Linked DNA regions of Homo sapiens: region 1 is linked to region 2. The links are chromatin loops, found by intact Hi-C in ENCODE. Cell type or tissue: Caco-2. All regions are shown on one strand. Each heading gives the region's core, and the rest is flanking DNA. Links, peaks and the distances in the headings are about the cores only.

Region 1 (4,392 bases), core at 175-4,174, 77 kb after region 2:
ACTTGACTCTGAGTTTCTGGGAGGAGGTTGGGGGTGTATTTCTATCCCTTGTACCTAGCTTATGCCTGACATAAGTAAACACTTAATAGATGTTTGCTGAATAAAGAAAAGCAACCATTCTGCCTCTACTGCCTCCAGCATATAAGCTCTAAGGCCCTTGCAGCTCTGATGTCCTGGGACCTCATGCCTGCTGTTTGAGGCATGGATTTCAGTGACAGGGGACTCAAATCATTGAGGCAGGGCATGACTTCACTTAGTAGTAAAGGAAACCACCTCACTGTAGCCCCTCTTTTCCTCCTCAAGTACCTAATGATAAATCGATCATGAACAACAGTGGAGACTTGTGGCTTACTTCACATCTCTTTTGTTAGAATGACCAGGGCTGGAAGAAGTCCAGCAGAAACTTGCTGTCCACTTCTAACAAGGTCTTACTCATGTACCTGGTTGCCAGGCAGGTGAGGCTGGGAAAATTTAGTGGCTAGACAACACAGAACATGCAAGAAAGGAAACTAGCTAAGAGTATTTGCAGATTAGAATGGCAAGGAAACTAGATGGAAACAAACATTCAAAGTACCTGCCAGGCTTTTAATAATGTCAGAGGAGAAGAGCCTGGAACCAGCTGGAGGAAAAAGATAAGAAACACATTTATTTCCTCTGCCTGGACCACATCAACTATCCCCCAGCTCCCACCCCTATACCTTGTGTTTTACTATTAGCAAACAATTGGTTGCATTTCTCAGGCAAGCTTCATTGTGTCAATCTCTCTTTAGTAGGAAAAGCTGAGTCCAAGATGTCAGCAAATTTGTTTGGCAGCCGCTCAGGGGCTGTTTTGCTATCCATGGTGCTGACAGCCCTACTATAGGGCCCCCAAACCTCTGAGTCTTTAGCCACGTTCTTCTGCCCCCACAGATGACCCTGCGATGAATGATAGAAAGAAGCTGGGATGTGGACAAGGAAAACCTGAAGTCCTGTCTAGAAATATAGGTTCACAGTCAGACTATTATCTGAAACTCTTGGCACCAGATGTTTTCCAGAATTCGGATTTTTTCAGATTTTAACAAGGAAATATGGTGCACCTACTGTATGCTATATAAAATCCTTGGTGAGGTCTGTGGCAGCACCACATAACCAAGCACATCAATATCTCTTCAGTAAAATGTATGACTAGTCATCCTAAGTGTGATCAATAAAGATGTTAAGTAACCTTATGGTGGTTTAGGTCAGGGTCTTCCTCTTAATGAGTTCTCCTTAGGCTTACAAAAAAACTTTTGGTTTCAGAGTATTTTAGATTTCAGAATTTGGGTTAAGGAATTGTGAGCTCACAGCAGTTCCAACTCCACCTTAGGTAAACTCACCTGTAAAAATTCCTGCGATTGATTAAACTTTCTAAGCTTGTAAATTTCCTGGCAGGGAGTTGGCGGCAGGGGATGGATGGGAATGAAACTAAAGCTTGGGCCATCTATTTCTCAAACTCACCCCACCCTCAAAGGTTCACAGGCAGAAAACTTTCTCCTCAGGTCAAATTGCTAATAATTATTGAGGAATAGCTACAGATCCTGGAAGCCTCATGGGTGACACACAGACTGAAAAATTAAAAGGCCATTAGCCCTTTTCTTACTACTCAGAAGCCTGACTGTCCCTTGACCCTGGGCAATCTTACATTTCCTAACACCCAACCATGAGCATAGTTGGAATTCCTGTAATGGGGGAAGAATGTTCTGTTATCAGTGCCTAAAAATGGCTACTAGCCCTAGTGACTGCTCACTACCTGCCACGTTCTGTACAAAGTACTTGACATGCATTAGCACTCTTATCCTTATCACTGCTTTGTAAGGCAGTACTATTCCATTTTGCAGGTGAGGAAACTGAGGTTCTTCTGAAGTCAGGTGTTCAAGACCAGCCTGGCCAATATCATGAAACCAAGTTTCTACTAAAAATACAAAAAATTAGTCAGGCGTGGTGGCACGTGCCTGTAATCCCAGCTACTTGGGAGGCTGAGGCAGGAAAATCACTTGAACCCGGGAGGCAGAGGTTGCAGTGAGCCGAGATTGTGCCATTGCACTCTAGCTTGGGTGACAAGAGCGAAACTCTGTCTCAAAAAAAAAAAAAAAAAAAAGGCTCAGCTCGGGGGTTTCCTCCTTGGTGTCTTTTCCCAGACTCCTCCGCCTGGGCTGGATGCCCCCTCTCTGGCTTCCTGTAATAACTCGTATTTTCCCTCCCATAGCACTCAGAGCGTTGTACTTTTACATCTTACTTGTCTCTCCTTCACTTGACTCTTGAGGGTCTGGGAGGAGGCTGGGGAGGTTCAGAGGTTAAACAACACACCTTAAGTCATAAAGCTGGTAAGTGGTGGAAACGGGGATTTGAGCCCTGATCAGTCTGACCTCAGTGCCTGCATTGCTTCTCTCTTGCCTGCACAGTCTCACTGTCATGAGTCTTGGCTTGAGTGTGAACAGGGAATTAAATTGCTGCTAGTCTTGGATCAATTTACTTTGTGGCGGGTTTTTAGTTAACTATGCTGTGAAATGATGTATATTTACATTTACAATATATTGTTCAGCTTAAAAAATTATTCAAGTAGGCCAGGCGCAGTGGCTCATGCCTATAATCCCAGCACTTTGGGAGGCCGAGGCAGGCGGATCACCTGAGGTCGGGAGTTCGAGACCAGCCTGACCAATTGGAGAAACCCCGTCTCTACTAAAAATACAAAATTAGCCGGGCGTGGTGGTGCATGCCTGTAATCTCAGCAACTCGGGAGGCTGAGGCAGGAGAATCGCTTGAACCCAGGAGGCAGAGGTTGTGGTGAGCCAAGATCGTGCCATTACACTCCAGCCTGGGCAACAAGAGTGAAACTCCATCTCAAAAAAAAAAAAAAAAATTATACAAGTAATAATTGCTTATGAAGTGGAGAAGTCAATGGTATAAGGGTGCTCCCTGCTTATGGCCTCTCCAAGCCCACTTCCAACTGATTAACTATGTATTGTATATCCTTCCAGAAGTTCATGTGTACTTTTCAGTACAATAGGAGATTACACATAGTCTACCATGGCATTATTTTTGGCCTTAATAATGCATCTCGGGCTGGGCGCGGTGGCTCACGTCTGTAATCCCAGCACTTTGGGAGGCCGATGCGGGCAGATCACGAGGTCAGGAGATTGAGACCATCCTGGCTAACACGGTGAAACCCCGTCTCTACTAAAAATACAAAAAATTAAGGCCGGGCGCGGTGGCTCACACCTGTAACCCCAGCACTCTGGGAGGCCGAGGTGGGCGGATCACGAGGTCAGGAGACCGAGACCATCCTGGCTAACACAGTGAAACCCCGTCTCTACTAAAAATACAAAAATTAGCCGGGCGTGGTTGCAGGGGCCTGTAGTCCCAGCTACCGGGGAGGCTGAGACAGGAGAATGGCGTGAACCCGGGGAGGTGGAGCTTGCAGTGAGCCAAGATCGCGCCACTGCTCTCCAGCCTGGGCGACAGAGCGAGACTCCGTCTCATAAAAAAAAAAAAAAAAAAAATTAGCCAGCATGGTGGCAGGCGCCTGTAGTCCCAGCTACTCGGGAGGCTAAGGCAGGAGAATGGCGTGAACCTGGGAGGCAGAGCTTGCAGTAAGCCGAGATCACGCCACTGAACTCCAGCCTGGGGGACACAGCGAGACTCTGTCTAAAAGAAAAAAAAAAAAGTATCTCTCAATATCTAAACATATAGAATACCTCATGTTTGTTTTTATTACACTATTTTTTTTTAAAGACGTGATAAATGTACCAGGCAAACAGCAGTGAAAGGGATACATTTCTAATTACTAGGCTTTAAGGCACATAGATATAGCTGTTTGTTTTTGAGGAAGCACAGCACAGTGGTTAAGAGCATAGAGCATTTGGAGATAAGTCCCCAGTCTGTCCCTCATGGACCTTGTAATTTTGGATAAATCTCAATGTCTCTGAACCTCAGTTTTTTTATCTGTAAAGTGGGACTAATCATGGAACTTCCCTCATGGAACTGTATAAACAAGAAAAGATAAGGCAGTTAATGGGTTTAGTACCATGCCTGCCGGGGACAAAGAAAGTTATTATGGTTCAAGTCAGAAGCAGCCACACTGCTACTGCTAGAATAGATATATGAGTCCTCCTAAATTTGCTTGTCGGATAGCCCTTAGTTGATAACATTGAGCTTTGTTTTGTTTTGTTTTTAATCCTGGAAAGTTGGAATAGGTGGATCCAGGGATCTCTTGCTCTCCTGCCCACACTGCTTCACCAATTACAAATTAACCACACTCAAAAAAGTTTGGAAGCACTGCTTTTGACAGATTGAACTTTGTCCCTCGGACACTGAGCTCCTGCCCTGGCAGTGGAGGTAGGGTGAGTATATAGAATTCAGGGTGCAAAGCATTGA
Region 2 (4,392 bases), core at 118-4,117:
GAGTAACGTTTGAAAACCAAAGAAATAAAGTGATGCAGTGCCCACAGTGCTTGGTCTCTGGTATTTGTTTTGCCAGGATGTGATTGCCCATTCCCATGCTCCCCTTTGGCTTAAGGGGACAAGAGTGACCTTCTCTTTCTCGATGGGATGCACTCAGGTCTAGAGCTTGGGGGATGAAAAGAGTTATTCTGGGGACTCTGAATTGGATCTAGAAGTGACCTTGGGTGCTTTTCCAGCTGAAGGGTGGGGCTCTGGCTACCTGGAAATGCCCTCCCTCCCATGGGAGAAACCTGGCGTTCCCAGGTGGGGAAGGGGTTGCTGCCACCACAGGTTGGCTCGACAGGGGCCCACTGTGAGGCTGGCCCTGGGCCATGGAGGCCAGGCCAGCACCTGGAGTCAAGTCTGTGCCAGACATTCTATTTAGTCCTTGCAATGTGCTCGGGCAGGTAGGCCCAGTCCTGTGACTGGGACACTCTAAGGACACAGCCTTAGAGTGGCTAATTTGCATGCTCCCTCTGTCTGGTGGGACAAGGGTGAGGGCAGCCTGCTGTAATGAGCAGCAGCAGGGATGTAATGGGAGCTTTAAGCCCAGGCCTTTGCCTGTTTGGTGAGGGAGGAATCATTAGGGAAGAAGTTCCCGTAGGCCCTTCTTCTGTCTGGGTTTCCTGCAGTGGCTGGCATCCTTGTGCTCCTGGGGAGTCATTCTTGCCTCTGCTTTTTATTCACCCCACATCCAATCCATCAGCAAGTCCTATTGACGCTGACTCCAAATGATACCCAGAACCCTCTCTCCACTCTACTGCCATTGTCTCTCCTGGCCCACATCACAGCTTCCTACCCCATCTCCCTGCTTCCCTGCTTCCACTCTTGCCCCTATACCCCTATACAACCCATTATTTTTATGATTTTTTGAGACAGAGTCTCGCTCTGTTGCCCAGGCTGGGGTGCAGTGATGTGATCTTGGCTCACTGCAACCTCCACCTCCCAGGTTCAAGCAATTCTTTGCCTCAGCCTCCCAAGTAGCTGGGATTACAGGCACCTGCCATGATGCCTGGCTAATTTTTGTATTTTTGGTAGAGATGGGGTTTCACCACCTTGGCCAGGCTGGTCTTGAACTCCTGATCTCGTGATTCACCCACCTCGGCGTCCCAAAGTGCTGCAACCCATTATTTTTATTTATTTATTTTTTGAGTCAGAGTCTCTCTCTCTCACCTAGGGTGGAATGCAGTGGCACAATCTCAGCTCACTGCATCCTCCACCTCCTGAGTTCAAGCAATTCTCATGCCTCAGCCACCCATGTAGGTGGTATTATAGGCACGTGCCACCATGCCTGGCTAACTTTAGCCTTTTTAGTAGAGACGGGGTTTCACTATGTTGGCCAGACTGGTCTCGAACTCCTGACTTCAAGAGATCTGCCTGCCTCGGCCTCTCAAAGTGCTGGGATTATAGACGTGAGCCACCATGCCTGGCCCCTATACAACCCATTCTCCATAGAGCAGTGAGAGAGTTTATGAAATCGGATTTTCACTTTCCTGCCTAAAATGTGTCCGTGGCTTCCCTTTACTCCTAGAATTCCTTGTGCTGCTTTACAAAGCCCAGACAATCTGTCCCTGACTCTGCCTCTTGCTCCATGCTGGCCCTAACCCACCACGCTACAACCATACCAGCTGCCTCTGGTCTTGAACACTTGTTTCTGCTCTAAAGGCCCTTGCATTTGCTGCTATGGTCTAGAATGCTTTTCCCTGTCATATTTACATGGCAGACTTCTTACCATTCAGATCTCTGAGGGTCACCATCACACCACAGTTTTCATTCTCATGGTGTTTACTCCCATCTGATGTTTCTCTTGTTTATTTGTTTATTTGATTATTGCCTACCTCCCCAGCAGAATGTAAGCTCCATGAAAATCTGGGCTTTTCCCTGACTTGCTCACACCACTGTGTTCCCAGCAGGTAGATTCGTTCCTGGCATCATAGGTGCTAAAATGTGTTGAAAGAAGGAATGAGTGAAATGGGGTCTCTATCCCTTTCCTGCTGTTTTCCTTTGGGATTTGGTTTTATCAGACATAATCCCCCTTCCTCCATATTTCTTGTGGACCATTTTTCTGCATCCCCACAGCTACCCCCTAATCTATACCAGCATCTGTTCCTCATCTTTGATACTGGAACAGTTTTCAAACTGACTCTGCCTCCACTCAAACTATCCTAGTTCTTCCTGACAGGCCAGAATGATCCTACTGAAAGTCTGACTCACTGCTGGATTTCCCGTTGGCCCTCAGTACAAAATCCTAACTGTTTTGAGGCCCACCTGATTCTGGCCCCTACTTTCCTCTCCGGCTTATTTCTCCCCACCAACCCTCATTCAGACTGACCTTTCCCCCTGCATTCTTTTCTCCCTCCCACAAGTGGCATTGTTGAGGCTCTGTACTGAGCCCTGGAGTCTTCACTGAAGCCCCACCACCAATGTAACCATTTGACATTTGATGGAGGGGTTGGACTGGGAATGTTACCATCTGGCCTGCAATAGCCACATATAGCCAGCAGATGGCAATCGGGTGCAGCAACAGACAAAGTCTCTCTCTGGGTTCCCAATCCGCACGCGGCTCTGATTTCCCAACCCCCGGTGTATCCGCCTTACTGCTTTGGCCATCCAGGGTGGTAGCAACTTCCTGAGAACTACCCTTATCGGGGTTCTGGATTCTCCTATTTGCTCTTTTGCCTGAACTCTCAAACCAGAGCAAATCCTCTGATGCCTGGAGGAGTATCTCACAGCGGGGTCTAAAAACCACCTGGATCGCAGTCTCCGTGGGAACTTATTAGGAGCGTGAATTCCAGTGCCCCATTCACACCTGCTGACTCCAACCTGAGACATTGGAGAGGTAGTATATGCACACGGATGAGTTACATAACCTTGCTGTGCCTCACTTTTTCCATCTGTAAGATGGGATTACAGTAATGCCTATAGGATAGTATCCTGCACATAGTGTTAGATAAGCCCAGTTTCAGAACCTCTGGGAGTCTGATTCCTGTTTTCTAGGAGGAAGTCAATACCCATGGATACTGTCGTTCAAGGTTACCCTCTAGGTTAAAGACACTCCTGTCCCAGGACTGAAAGGTGTTTTTGCCAGAGGCTAGCCCTGAGCCCTGAACTCACAGGCAGAAATTTTAGCTTCTGTTGGAAGAAATTAAGATAAAAAATGGTATATCAATATTTATAGATTTGGAAAAGGTTTCATAAGTATGGATAAGTTATTCTTGTGTAGAAAAGCTGTTTCCTTTCTAATCTGCTTAGAAAGGCAGGGATACCAAGTGGTGACCGTATTTGCTAAGAATACTTCATGCTGATTTTTGAAATCAACATCTGTTGAACTTATTTGTATTTTTCTTCACCATTTTCTATCTCTGATGCAGTGTAGAAAGTCCAGTGAAATGAACAATGTGTGAATAAAGGAAGAAAAAAATGTGAGGTTAACTTTGCATCTTCTTCCAACATTCTGTGTATTTGTAATGTAACAAGTTCTTCTAACAATTTTTTTTTTTTTTTTTTTTTTGAGACGGAGTTTTGCTCTTGTTGCCCAGGCTGGAGTGCAGTGGCACAGTCTTGGCTCACTGCAACCTCCGCCTCCTGGGTTCAAGCAATTCTCCTGCCTCAGCCTCCTGAGTAGCTGGGATTACAGGTGTGCACCACCATGGCTGGCTAATTTTGTGTTTTTAGTAGAGACAGGTTTTCACCATGTTGGTCAGGCTGGTCTTGAACTCCTGACCTCAGATGATGTTAAGATTTAACAATCTTAAATATAAAAGCTTCACCTCCCCCCACAAAAAAATCCAGTGAAACATTGAATAATTTAAAAAAATTATCTCCACATTTATCCCCTGGAGGAAGAGGATTTTGGTGGAGATCAACATAAGCTGCTCCCCAAATGTTTCTCTGGAGTCCAGCACTCAGGCCCCAGGGCATTGCTGGTGGCTTCTGGGTCCTGAGCAGCCACCTCATATCCCAACTGCCACTCCTGGATGTCCCACCATTGCCTCATTCTCACTGCCTGCCAATCTGGGCTCATCCCCCCCATTACCCTGGGACACACTTCTCTGAGTATCTTTCACCCCAGTTTCTGCAGCATCAGGTTCTTAGTTAAACTGTCCAGAAAGCTAAGAGTTGTCCTAGAACGTTCTCTCTCCCATACCTCTATCCCAGCAGGACCCTAGAAAAATGGCGGGTTTCACAAGGTTGCACACTGCTGGGTAATCACAGGGAAGAGAATTCCATTGGTCCAGCCCATCCCTGTCCCATCCTTTCCCCTGAGCACAGCTTTCATGCCAGGTCACACCTGAGGCTACTGGACAAGTTTTGGCCAAGGGCTGTGTCGGCCCTGCTCACAAGGGATCTGGC

Evidence for each region. A loop is a pair of places that touch in the nucleus more often than their neighbours do. Peaks named below come from ENCODE experiments on the same cell type or tissue, not always from the same donor. Only the 100,000 strongest peaks of a DNase experiment are listed, where the experiment ranks them.
Region 1: it touches region 2 in a loop (1.9-fold over the local background); 2 of 110 quality-filtered maps call a loop at or near these places.

What each region holds. Positions count from the first base shown.
Region 1 is chr14:74,437,019-74,441,410 of GRCh38, forward strand. It overlaps a transcript of SYNDIG1L not described here. Among named protein-coding and RNA genes, the nearest start is that of SYNDIG1L, 13 kb to the left of the region's middle. In Caco-2, for the core only: no CTCF peak of the experiment used is centred there; DNase peaks (open chromatin) are centred at 852, 1,413 and 1,723.
Region 2 is chr14:74,359,963-74,364,354 of GRCh38, forward strand. It overlaps VRTN (vertebrae development associated), which reads left to right. Exons shown (of 2, transcript NM_018228.3): 2 at 1-46. Among named protein-coding and RNA genes, the nearest start is that of VRTN, 14 kb to the left of the region's middle. In Caco-2, for the core only: a CTCF peak has its summit at 2,543 (motif pointing right); a DNase peak (open chromatin) is centred at 2,579.